Regions from separate parts of the Homo sapiens genome. Here region 2 is linked to region 1. Evidence: chromatin loops called from intact Hi-C (ENCODE). Cell type or tissue: endothelial cell of umbilical vein. All regions are shown on one strand. Each heading gives the region's core, and the rest is flanking DNA. Links, peaks and the distances in the headings are about the cores only.

Evidence for each region. A loop is a pair of places that touch in the nucleus more often than their neighbours do. Peaks named below come from ENCODE experiments on the same cell type or tissue, not always from the same donor. Only the 100,000 strongest peaks of a DNase experiment are listed, where the experiment ranks them.
Region 2: it touches region 1 in a loop (4-fold over the local background); 4 of 110 quality-filtered maps call a loop at or near these places.

Annotation. Positions count from the first base shown.
Region 1 is chr3:71,101,399-71,107,100 of GRCh38, reverse strand. The region is part of intron 7 of FOXP1 (forkhead box P1); the gene reads left to right. Among named protein-coding and RNA genes, the nearest start is that of FOXP1-AS1, 190 kb to the left of the region's middle. RefSeq lists an enhancer at 1,199-2,696. In endothelial cell of umbilical vein, for the core only: no CTCF peak of the experiment used is centred there; DNase peaks (open chromatin) are centred at 2,820, 3,510 and 4,660; H3K27ac peaks cover 3,717 bases.
Region 2 is chr3:71,045,519-71,051,899 of GRCh38, reverse strand. It overlaps FOXP1 (forkhead box P1), which reads left to right. Exons shown (of 21, transcript NM_001349338.3): 10 at 4,805-4,958. Among named protein-coding and RNA genes, the nearest start is that of FOXP1-AS1, 240 kb to the left of the region's middle. RefSeq lists enhancers at 459-1,022, 200-1,894. In endothelial cell of umbilical vein, for the core only: no CTCF peak of the experiment used is centred there; DNase peaks (open chromatin) are centred at 829, 1,559, 2,769, 3,809 and 1 weaker place; H3K27ac peaks cover 4,022 bases.

The DNA of each region.
Region 1 (5,702 bases), core at 703-5,702:
TGTTTATTCATAATTCCCACTCTTGAAGGTATCCCCAGGTACAGTGGCTCACACCTGTAATCCCAGCATTTTGAGAGGCTGAGGCAGGCAGATCACTTAAGTCCAGGAGTTAGAGACCAGCCTGGGCAACATGGCAAAACCCCATCTCTGTGAATAATACAAAAATATTAGCCGGGCCCGGTGCCTGTAGTCCCAGCTACTCTGATGGCTGAGGTGGCAGGATTGAATGAGCCCAGGAGGTAGAGGCTACAATGAGCCATGATGGTGCCACCGCATTCCAGCCTGGGAAACAGAGCAAGATCCTAGCTCAAAAAAAAAAAAAAAAAATCCCTATTTGAACCAGGTGCAACTGCAGTGGTGTGCACCATATCTCAGCTACTAAGAAGGCTGAGGCCAGAGGATCTCTTGAGCTCAGGAGTTTGAGGCCAGTCTGGGTAACATAGCAAGACTCTATTTCGATTAAAAAAAAAAAAAAGTGGCCGGGTGCAATGGCTCACGCCTATAACCCCAGCACTTTGAGAAGCCAAGGCGAGCGGATCACAAGGTCAGGTGTTCAAGACCAGCCTGGCCAACAAGGTGAAACCCCATCTTGCAAAAATTAGCTGGGCGTGGTGGCACGCACCTGTAGTCCCAGCTACTCGGGAGGCTGAGGCAGGAGAATCGCTTGAACCTGGAAGGCGGAGGTTGCAGTGAGCCGAGATCACGCCACTGCACTCCAGCCTGGGCGACAGCGAGACTCTGTCTCAAAAAGAAACAAAAAATAAGGAACTCAGTTTGGACTTTAATTATATGATCACTAGTTTAAATGTATCTAAGAATTACAATGCAAATGTGATGCTAATATTTTATATGTAATCATGTCTTTGCCACCACATGCAAAGTGTGATAGATAATGAATGTTTAGTCAGTGCTGAACGTGGGCCAGCTCCTTAGCTACTCTGTAGTATAGGCAGTGTCCTTAAATCATTTAATGGATGAGGAAGATGGAAACAGAGAGATTAACTGACTTGCTACACAGCACAAAGGTAGTAACAGCACCAGGATGGGAAGCCAGGTTTTTTAGAACCACAGATAACCAGTGTGCCGTCAAGAGGTTAATTATTGCCTCTCTTTTTATGTGTGTTTACTCAGCACCTACTGAGTGTCATATTTTCCATAAATAAGTAAATTACGCTATTTTCCATATTATAAGCAAAAAAAAGACAGCTGAAACCAACAAAAATCAGTTCCACTATAAATATCTGGATTTCAATTAAGAGGACTCAGATCTGCATAATTACCCTAAGTATATCTTTATTTGTCTGTGTGTGTGCCTGTGCGTGTGTGTCTCTGTGTGTGTCTGTGTGTGTGGTGGGGACAGAAAGGTGATCAACAACAGCAAAGCAAAGTTATTTCTTATTTTCAAGTCTGAAGTGCTCTTATGAGCGTCCATGCGTTTGGAACATGGACTAGTTTATTATAATCATTGTTGGGGCTAGGAGGTGGAGAGGGACAGGGGAAAAACATACTTGACTGGTCAAAAATGTGTAAATTGCTGACAAAATGACACATGTAATTAAGAGTGCTCCTGCCATTTTACCTTGTGGTTTACACCTCCAGTGTTGAAAAAGAGAGTGACTCCCACCTCGCTAATTACCATTATCACTAAAATGCTAGGGTTGGAGTCATTAGTTCCATGTGCATTTAATTAGAGGAAGGCTGAAATTGGATTTAACTTATTACTTTTTCATGGATCACTTTCTTGTCATCACTTCAAATTGGATTGCAGCCCCAGGTAACTAATTATGAGAGCCACAGGATCAAGAGTGAAAAAAAAGGTAATTAGGAATAACACTGTCGGACCCTTGCTGGTCGTCCACTTGTGCTTCAGGGAAAGAGGGGGAAAAAAAAAGAAAACGCAAGCCATATTTTGTAGTATCACGGATTAAGGAGTTAGGGGCATGTACAGTTGCTAGGCATCATGGGACTCTGTCACCACCCATAGTGGTTTCTGTGATATACAGCTGAGTTGAAGATGTCGAAGCAACGTGGTTCCACAATCAGCTGCTTAATAACTAGATTGAACTTGTAAAAGCAACAGATTGGTTGTAGGTATGAGGCATCTCTACAACTGTGTAGACTGGGGGCCTCACATATATGATTACAACAAAGCTGTCAAGATGCCTCTGAGCCAAAGTAGAGAATATTTTAAGTATAGGGAGTTAGAATTTAATGAACATATTAATGCTCCAGAAACATCATTCATATCTGACAGAAAGATGTATCAGTCAGCACAACAGTCAGGTTTAGGGTTTATATATCAGGACGTTTTGTCAAAGTTTCCAGCGTCCGGTAATGTTCAGGATGTTTACTTTGCTTTGGATTTGCTCCCTCCCACCCCTCCCCAAATGTTGTGGATGGGTTTCCTGAGGTTCCATTTCTCCTTCCATCCCTATTGAAAATTCTTTAAAATAAATTATATTGTTTCCATATGCAGAACAGAATTCAGAACTGCAAGCAATCAATTTTATTGACACCATCTGAAAAAATGTTGATGACAGTTAGAGGATGTGAAAGAATTGGATTTTTAAAGTCCCCAGGACTAAGTGTGGCAAAAGAAAAAAAACTGAAATGTAATCTCATTACTCAAAAGTTCTGTTAGACACTCCTAAGAAGTGATTCTTCTTAACGAAAAAAATAAAAGCAGCAGCAACAGCAGCAGAAGGGCGGCTTCTTCTTGGATAGGCTGTGATCCCACAATGAGGTCTTGCTATCAAGCCTATTGGTTGCCTTGAAGGGAGAAAAGAGCTTCTTGGTTTCCCATGGCAGTGAATCACCCAGCAAAGATGGCTCGAGTTTCCTTAAGTTGTTTAAAATTGGTTTTAGTGTTCTGTTAATGTAAGCAAATAATCATGATTTTAGTCTTGAGTGACTTTCAGGCCTGGGCGAGTCAGGCTTGCTCAGTATTCTCCAGTGCAATGGGAGTATAGACGATGATGCGCCCCGCCAATAGAGACCACTACATCATTATCCCCAAAGTGGTAAAATACTCTTCCTGGAATTTTGAGTCTTTTTCCTGTGTGAATCTTCTGAGCAAAATCTCAGAACCAAAATAGTGATCATCAAGTCTAATGTAGAAAATTAAAGCCTCTCTCTTTTTTTGGGGGGGGAACATCTTAAGTTGATTTAGAATTTTTGTACACAATATTCGTCTGTGGTTGAAAGGGGGCACGCTGAGGTCAAGTGATGTAGTGTTTTCCATTTTTCCATATGAGTCTCACAGTGTGCGATAAAAGCAAACTCCTTTATTTTGTAAGTCTGCAAGAATTTCTGCTGAAGTGCAGAGGTCACGTTCCCTGTCAATTTGAGTAGCCAGCATTTTTTAACTACTGTTTTTTCTTTTGGTGTGTCTTTTCTTCCCTCCCCCCACCTTGCTATAAACCGTGGCACTTTTCTGACACATGCACAGTGAGGTCCTCCAATCTGAAACTCATTAGCACACAGCATTGGACCCTGTCCAGTGGTTAGAAAATTTCCTGGAGCCTAGAATAACAGCATTTGGTGCAATACCATGGACCAGAAGTGACAATGGAGGTAGTCGCACTCCCCTGGCACCCTGCCCGGTCAGGAAAGCCAGCTGACCACACAACACGGTGAGACAGAGGTTGTGCATATAGGATGAGCTCGAAAAGTTTGGTGCTTAGAGAAATACACTTCTAAAATCACAAGGCAATATCTGTTTTCCCTACACTTATTATTTCTATTGGGTCAGAGATGTTTATCAACATTCATTGCAGGAACATGAAAATAAGCAATTAGAGAAAATAGGATGAAGCTCAAGTTCCACAATATAGTATTTTTCACTTCTGTAACTATGGGTTATTTTCAGGACCTATATTTTCATTCATTCATTCATACATGCATGCATTCATTCATTCAAACTTTACTCATTGAACTTCACTATCTTGAGATAATGTGACCAGGCTGCAACCCCCTACCCTGACATTAGAAAAATTAAACAGTTTACCCTAAGTCAGGTTAATTTAAGCCAGGTTTTCAAACAGGAAACTGAGTCCCAGAAAGATAATAGTTATCATATTAAATAGTAAATACTATATAGTACTTTCTAGGAGCCAACTACTGTACAACAACCATATGGGGTAAGTTCTATTATTATTCCCATTTTACAGGGGAGGAAAGTGGAGCATAGAGAAGTTAACTTGTCCAAGGCCATACAGCTGATAAGTGGCAGAGCTGGGATTCTAGCCCACACAATCTGGCTCAAGAGTCTATGCTTTCATCCATTACACTCTACTGCCTCTCCCTGAGCTACCACCTGGGCCCCGCAAACAGGGAAAGCAAAAGGAATGGAATCAGAGTTGCTGATGCTTAATGCTCCTCGCTAACCACCAGACCACACCGTCTCCTAATTTGGACATATGTTGATGGGCATATTTGAAAAATAGTGCTTATAATTGAAATATGCACTTTCTAAAGGGAAATGACGCTTGGGAAAGAGAAGAAAGACGGGTATTACTCAAAGCCTGCAGACAGCTCTGCAAGTAATTGTCTAAAGGCAGCCGTTGAAATTGAGAAGCAGTTTGGAAAATGTACAGTTTGGGAAATTTGTGTACCGATGTAATTACGGTAGTTGTGAGCTGATGTCATGCCTAGTAACTGTTTTTGTATTGCTTGGGCCTTTGTTACTGAGCTGTGATATCATGAGCAAACTATTATAAACATAGCATGGATATAGCATGCTTGTGTAACAAAAGATCGGGAACTTTTATTAAGTTTGTTTTCCTTGTCATATTGTAAAAATTTATTATGTGTACTGTGTATATTAGAAACAGATTTGGGTAATTCTGTCTAAATGAAGTCATCCCGGCTATTTCCAGACTGTCTGTTTTTGGTTGTGAATAATTTTCATACATCAGATGGTTGTCATATTTAGTCGCTCTCAAAATTTTAAAGAGAACATATCCCATTTTGAACTTTTGGTGGACTTCAGCCACCTTGCTGTTGGGATTGTTTGAGTTTGAAATTATTGCCCGGTAAATTACAGGGACTGAATACTAGTCATTTCTAAAGGGTCTGGGGTTGCTGCCTTCTATTCATAAGTTCTCTCCTTCAACAAAAGAACAGATTTTTAACTACTTAAGTAGTAGAATTTAAAGCTGCTGGACACAGTTGGGCAAAGAGCGCCGGCCCTTGTCCTTTTACATTATGTCCCATTGAAGAACTTTGGTAAATATTCAAGCAGACAGAGCTCAACGTTTAGCGGTGTTCATGGTAAATGTGGAGTTTAAATGGGTAGTTCCAAAACTTTGAATGACTCGATCCTTCCCAGCTACTCTCCTCTAGCTCCTTCTTTTGCTGCCAAGCTTTTAGACTCAGAATATTGTGCCTGCTGCTTCCTTGTGGTGTTTTTTTTTTTTTTTTTGCTTTTTCCCAGTCACTTTCTTTCCTAAACTCCTCCCAAGTCTGGCTTTTCTCCTCATCATTTTCTTGAATTTTATTGTCACTAAATTTAGTGGCCATGTCTCCATCCTTCTAACCTGTCTGGCCTTCTTAGTAATACATTGCATGGGCTAACTTGTTTTTTTTGGAAAATGCCATCATTTAAACTTCTTCAAATCAGTACCCCCTGGCCTCCATGCTGTTTTCTTTCTGCTTCCCAGTTCATTTCTGGAACCCAAGTTCACTCTTTCCCCCAAGTTCAG
Region 2 (6,381 bases), core at 768-5,767, 55 kb after region 1:
CTTGGTAGTGTCCATAACTTATCACATTATGCCACACCATGAAGGTTGACAGCATTCGTCCCATAAATGATAAGGCCTTTCTTTCCAGGGAGTTACCAGTTCACCTTCTATTCAGTTCTGCGTGGGTGAGACTCAGTTGTGGGAGTATCCGTGTGCATGTGTGCGTTATTATGACATCTTTCTACCCATTCCAGAGTTATCCAATTTAACTTGCCTCCTCATATTTTTACAGTGGACTGAAAATTCTTTTTGTTTAAGTGTTCTCCTTGGGATGACACAATTTATAATTCTATATACAGCACCTCATCCACTTTAACAGCTTCTTCACCAGCCCTAAGCAGGTGGCCACTTTTGTTCTTTTGCAGGGAGTCTTACCAGGTGACTCGACGTCCCTGTCCCTCACCTAAGTGAGGATGCTGGGCTGTGCTAATTTTACACCCTGGGAGTGACCCAGACATTCTCCCTTTGCTGCCTCCTCCCTTGACACAAATTGGGGACGTTTTCCATGTCCTGCCAAGTTTTCACCCTGGAGTCCTGTTGAGCAGCCGGATGTAAACCCCTGCAGAGTAGGGGCAGTTTTGGGGTGAAGGGGAGGAGGTGTTTTAATGAAAATGCTGACACAACCTTAAGTACAGTGGCGCTCTACCGGGTGCTGCTATAATAAAAAAGGGAACAGATTAAAAAGTGTCTAAAATGTAAATCTAAAGGACTAACAGTAATTAAAATGGAAATGGCACAGGGAGGGAAGGCATGTAATTGTGAGATATCACTGTGCAGAAGGCTCTCAGCTTTGTTTTGCTGGCTGTTTTTCTAATTCAGCAGGGCTTACTCATCAGTGGCAGTTCAATGCGCGTTAATGACTCTGGGATTGCAGGCATCACTCTGGACAAAGAAATGATTATTGTGCGGTCAAAAGAAGTTCAAAGACAAGAAGGGAATTTCAGTTTTTTCCTTAGAGATCCACATTCAAGAGCATATAAATTAAGCCAAATGTTAAAAACCACAGTCTGAAAGCTGACTTCAAAGTCACAACTCTCTAATTAATGAACTGCGAGCTTCAGTTTGGACAAGTTGTGGTTTGATGCGCCCATAAATCAACATGACAGGCCTGTTTCACAGTCTCAGACAGTGCTTGTCATTGAGTCACATCAGATGTAAACACAGCAGAAAAAAGAAGGGGTATGAAGGAGGTGCAATTGATCAACAGAATTGGTAAAAACCCACTTTTGAAGCACATTATGCATGATCACAGGAAATGGTTACAGCCTCAAGAGGTTTCCCCTTCTGCTGTTGCTTTTTTGAATCAGATTGCTAACAGCCTTCAAAAGGGAGAATAAGAATTATGGAGTTTCTCCCCTGTGGCTTGCAGGCAATAACCCCCTGTTGTTATTTTGTGCTTCTTTCTTTTCAAAGGCATCAAAATTTAGTTTTTTAAAGATCTTTAACTCTATATTTGAAGACAAACAAAAAAGGGCTGCCACTGTCATTCTTATCAGTTACCAGGGATTGCGTTTTTCCTTTCTGTTGCCACTTCTTATTAACCTCTTATTTGGTCTGTGAGACATAGTTTGGAATGCACGTCTGCATGCTGGGAGAACATGAAAGTTCAGATGAGCTCAGAGGGCACATAAAGAAATGGGAAGGGGAAAGTTACACAGCAGAAAGAAGGATAAAAGTTACCTCTCCCAAATTGCTGTTGTCAGAAAGGAAAGCATCTCAGAGCACAAAGATGATAGTGGTCCCTGAGTTTGGGAAGGGAGTGGCAGGGGGTGGGGAGTGTAGGGGAGAAGGAGAACACTTTGTGTCTAAACAAGGAGAAAGCAAGACATTGTAGGAACATTCTTGCATCTCCAGGTCGCTAGGTTTGCTGTGGTCCATGCTTTGTCATCCACTTCCCAGGCAAAGGTGACCCAGGAGATAGGTTGCTTTGAATATCCTTTGAGGTAGGCAGACCAGTGGATGGGTCTCCTTGGATTCATGGTGCCAGTGGATTTGTCTGAGACCCAGGGTAACAATGCTTAGGAGATCTGTAGTTTCCTGAGGTAGGGACCAGTCTCCTGGAATTATCATGCAGGTGGTGGTCCTTTTGTGCTAAAATGAGATGGAGTCACACGGTAGCATTTTCATGATGTGGACTGGTGGTTATGATTTTAACAAGGTTTGAACTTGGTTGTTGACAGATGGAACAAGTATGTTAATTTACTGAGTCCCCAGTCATTAGCGGCTCATAATTTTATATTGTCAGGCTCCCCCCACCCCCTTTTTTTCCTGTTTTGATTACCTCTGCAATAAGACACCTGATCTTTGGCCAGAACGATGTACCTTTGCTCTTTTTTTTTTCCTTCCCTCCTAAAGTTGCCTTGAGATGTTTCCTTGGGAAAGTTTGGCTCCATATTGGGTTGGACCAAGACAGGACCTTCCTTAAGAAGATACGTGCTCTTAGGTAGGGGAGGAAGAGAGGATGTAGGCCCAATACAGCTATTGAAGTGACTGCTCATGAATATTGGACAGAAGTGGTGAGGAAAATAGACAGCAGAATTCATTTTAAATCGAGCTACAAAAAAAGATTCCATCCTGTGCGGGTGAGGTAGGCTAAGTTGATTGTTTTAAAAGGGCCGTTTGTCCCGGGCAGTTATGACAGTTTATGTTAGGCAGTAGGGAGTAGCCGAAGAAAGGAAAACAGACCTTTGACTGCAGCTCTAGGGAGGGGATCCGAAACTCGAGGTTTATCAGGGCATTTTAGCATTTTAACACTGACTACTGACCTGCCGAGGGGACTGCACGGAGACCTTTTTTGTATGCATTCAATTGTGAGAAGTAAACAAATGGACCCGTATCCTGTGTTTGGTAACTGGGTGGGGAGCGCAGTTTGGCAACCGGTGTTGCTTTTAAATTCTTTCTTTGGACAATGGGCCTTGTATACTTTTATATCCTGGCTTTTCAAACGTAGACAGCTTTCATGAGCTTTTTCCTAGGGATGGCCACAGAGACAACAGAAAAGGCATCAGTCATTTTACATAAATACAAAATTTTTAAACATTTCATTTACAGTAAGGCAGGAAACACCCTCCCCCACCTCCAGCTGTACCCCCCCCATTATAGTCTGCTTTCAGAAAAGCTAATTCCCTGATCTTTTATTGTGTCAATGTTGTTTTTTTCTCTTCCCTTTTTTTTGTAATGTTGTGAGTTAATATCTGTTGAAGAAGTGAAAAAATCGTTTTGACATGAATATAACTATCACTGGGTTTTACATTAATGTGATAACTTGGGAAGGGGTGAAAACAATTGGATCATTTTATGCATGCTGTTCTTAAAATGAAAACACTGGCTTTTCATTTAAATTTATTTAAATTTTTGTTGTTAGTGGTATAGAATTTGTTTTTTGGAGTGAAACTCAATTAACTTTCTCAGTGGCATGGTAGTAAGTCTGAAATTGGTTGCTAATATGAGAATGATGGTTTTTACTGTAAAATAAACTACATGAAGACCGAAAGGAAACCACCATTTTTCTCTTTCTTTGAACTTTGCATCAGAAGGTCTTGATATACATACCATTTTATGGATGTATCAGATCAAGGTCATGTGTTAGGTTAAGTGAATGCAGTTGTTTGTAAAGTATAGTTATTAGCCAGAACATGTAAGCTCTGAAAGGGCTTGGATAGTCCTTTTAGTTGTAAAAGTCTCTCTGATCTTTTGAATCATACTCAGAATTAGGAACACTGATCTTGTTCTTTTCTTGAAGAAACTTTTCTTTTTTTTTTGCTACAGTTTGGGAAGGGTTAGTTTTCCTTTTATAATTGTTAGCCATAATGTGGCTAAGACCTCCACCTCGATACGATTGCTAGCAGATTAAGGATATTAGATAATTTCCTTCTATTTATTGTACTACTGCACTGTATTATCTTTCTATCACTCAGATAATTACTGAGGAAATCTACATTAATTTTTTTGGCTGAAGCAAGGCCTGCTAAACACAGGAATGATGTATTGATGTTTTACACAACAAAAGTTTTCCTCCTGTCATTGTCCAATCAACAAAAAGATATTTATCATATCGTAAAGCCCCTTCTTTTCAAGAACAAAGCAGATGGGGGAAGCAGGACAAGCCACCAGACCTGGGAGTTTCTGAGACTAAAGCCATGTTAAGGCATCTGAAGCTTAGACTGTCGTTCATGTTAAACTCACAGTCGAGTACGATGTTGTTTGCTAAATTATGAATGTGTGTAATTAAAATCTAGTGGCTGTTTCTGTGAAAGATTTACAATGTTATTTCATCGTTTGTCATGGCTAATTAACAATATTAGATGAAGTTTTTCTTCTTCAAAGGTCTGATTTTTTCTCATTTATTTATGTCAGAAGTGATAAACAGAGTAGTTAAAAGCTTCTGCCGGTGCAGGCAGGGAGGGAGGCAACTTGTTCTTTTACACCTCAAAGGTTCGGGGTTCAGACCCCTTCAGACTAGAGTGATGCAGTCTTCTCTCTAGTGTGCATAATTAAAAATTTCAAAGTCTAAAAGTTTACATCTTGATGACAAAACTCAGACCTTTCAAACTGGGGGGAAAGCTGGCTTGATGGACGAATTATGTGTTTATGGGAGCGGGCAGTAGAAAGATAACACGCTCATCTCCCCACCCCTCCTCAGAGGAGGTATGCTTTGTCCCTTTTAAACCTTGACACGGAGCCCTCCACTGAGCTCCAGTGACCATTCTCAGCATTTGATGATGATGGTGAGTTTTGAAGTGTCCATACTTTTAACCTTCCTTGGGAAGTGGCCATCTCATTTTTTCTTCCTGATTTCTTACAGCAACAGCAGGTGGCTACCCAGCAGTTGGCTTTTCAGCAGCAGCTTTTACAGATGCAGCAGTTACAGCAGCAGCACCTCCTGTCTTTGCAGCGCCAAGGCCTTCTGACAATTCAGCCCGGGCAGCCTGCCCTTCCCCTTCAACCTCTTGCTCAAGGTATGCGTTGATTTTACAGAAGGCATAGCTCTGTGAAGACTTTGGGTGGAGGTGGTGGGTTGTCTCTTGGTATATTTGTTAAGGACATTGTCCATCAAAACATGCACATAGATTCTTTTAAGAAAAGTGGAGTGGGATAATGATGGACCCATGTAGAAGGTGAAATGCTTGTTGATGCCAAAATGAAGTCTCAGGGTGGTCTGAAGGCTTAGCTGTAACAGAGCAATCCCACTGTTGGACACTCTTGGAGTAAGAGAATGAGGCGCTACTTTTCACTTACTGAGCATTTTAATGGACTCTTGCAGTGTTTCTGTTTGGAACCACAAAGGAATTTTCCTGAGGGCTTTTATTATTCATTTAAGACATTTTATACCATGTAACATGTGCTATTTTAAATCTTAGTAATGCTTTATAAATGCCATGTTTTAATATCTAGGGATAAATTCAGGTTTATTTTTCTGTAAACGATAGAAATCAACCACTTTCTCTTATAAAAAGGAAAACTTTGTTTAGTTTCCTTTTTTTTTCTTTTTGCATTCATCTGTTGATTTTTGAGCAAATTAGTTCTACACTCATCAGAACAGGTACCACTTCCATCTCCAGTTCCTCAACAACTGAGATCACATGAAAAGTAAGATTTTATACATTTAGTAAATTTCTTTTACAAAGCCCACTGACATTTTATCCCAAGGGTGATGGACATCAGAAACAAATGGGAACTCTAGGTGTTTTTAGGACATCCTCTTGGTTTAAGCAACTCTGACTTTCACATATGTAATGTGAAAGCAGATGGATTATTCAGAACTAGAAAGGAAGGTGGGAGGGAAGGAGGAAGGGATGTCAAGAGGGAGGGAGGGCGGACAGGCAGGCAGGAAGGAAAGAGAAAGTAGAAAGTGCCATGCCTGTGTTTTGAAACACAATTCCTCCATCTATGCATGGTAGGGCAGATTTGAGTTGCCTCCTCAAGGGCAGCAGTTCTTTGAACTCTAGTAGATTTGGATGTTGGTTTATATGTACCTTAAAGGCTGATAGCTAAAGCCACTGCTGTCTTGGATTCAGTTGCCTTCTAAAGAAGGTTAAAAATGTGGAAACTCCTTCGTGTTGCTTAAAGCATGGCCATTTGTTTGGTAACTTTTGGTGTCAAGTGAAGTCAGGGAAGCATGTCTGCATTTGAATCTTTTCCCTTGAGTCCACCACACCCAACTTCTGTCCCTTATGAGGCTGATTTTGTTTTTAGTATCGAGACCAGGGCTTTTTCCTCTTAACTTCTCTCTTGCCCCTCCACTCCTTTCTGCCATGACTGCTCAGCTGCTTGATACATACTCAGCATCTCCATTGTCAAAATAGAAGATGTCGTAACTGAGCAATACAAGGAGAAAAGAAAGAATATATATATGTACATCAGTTAATGCATTTTTGTGCT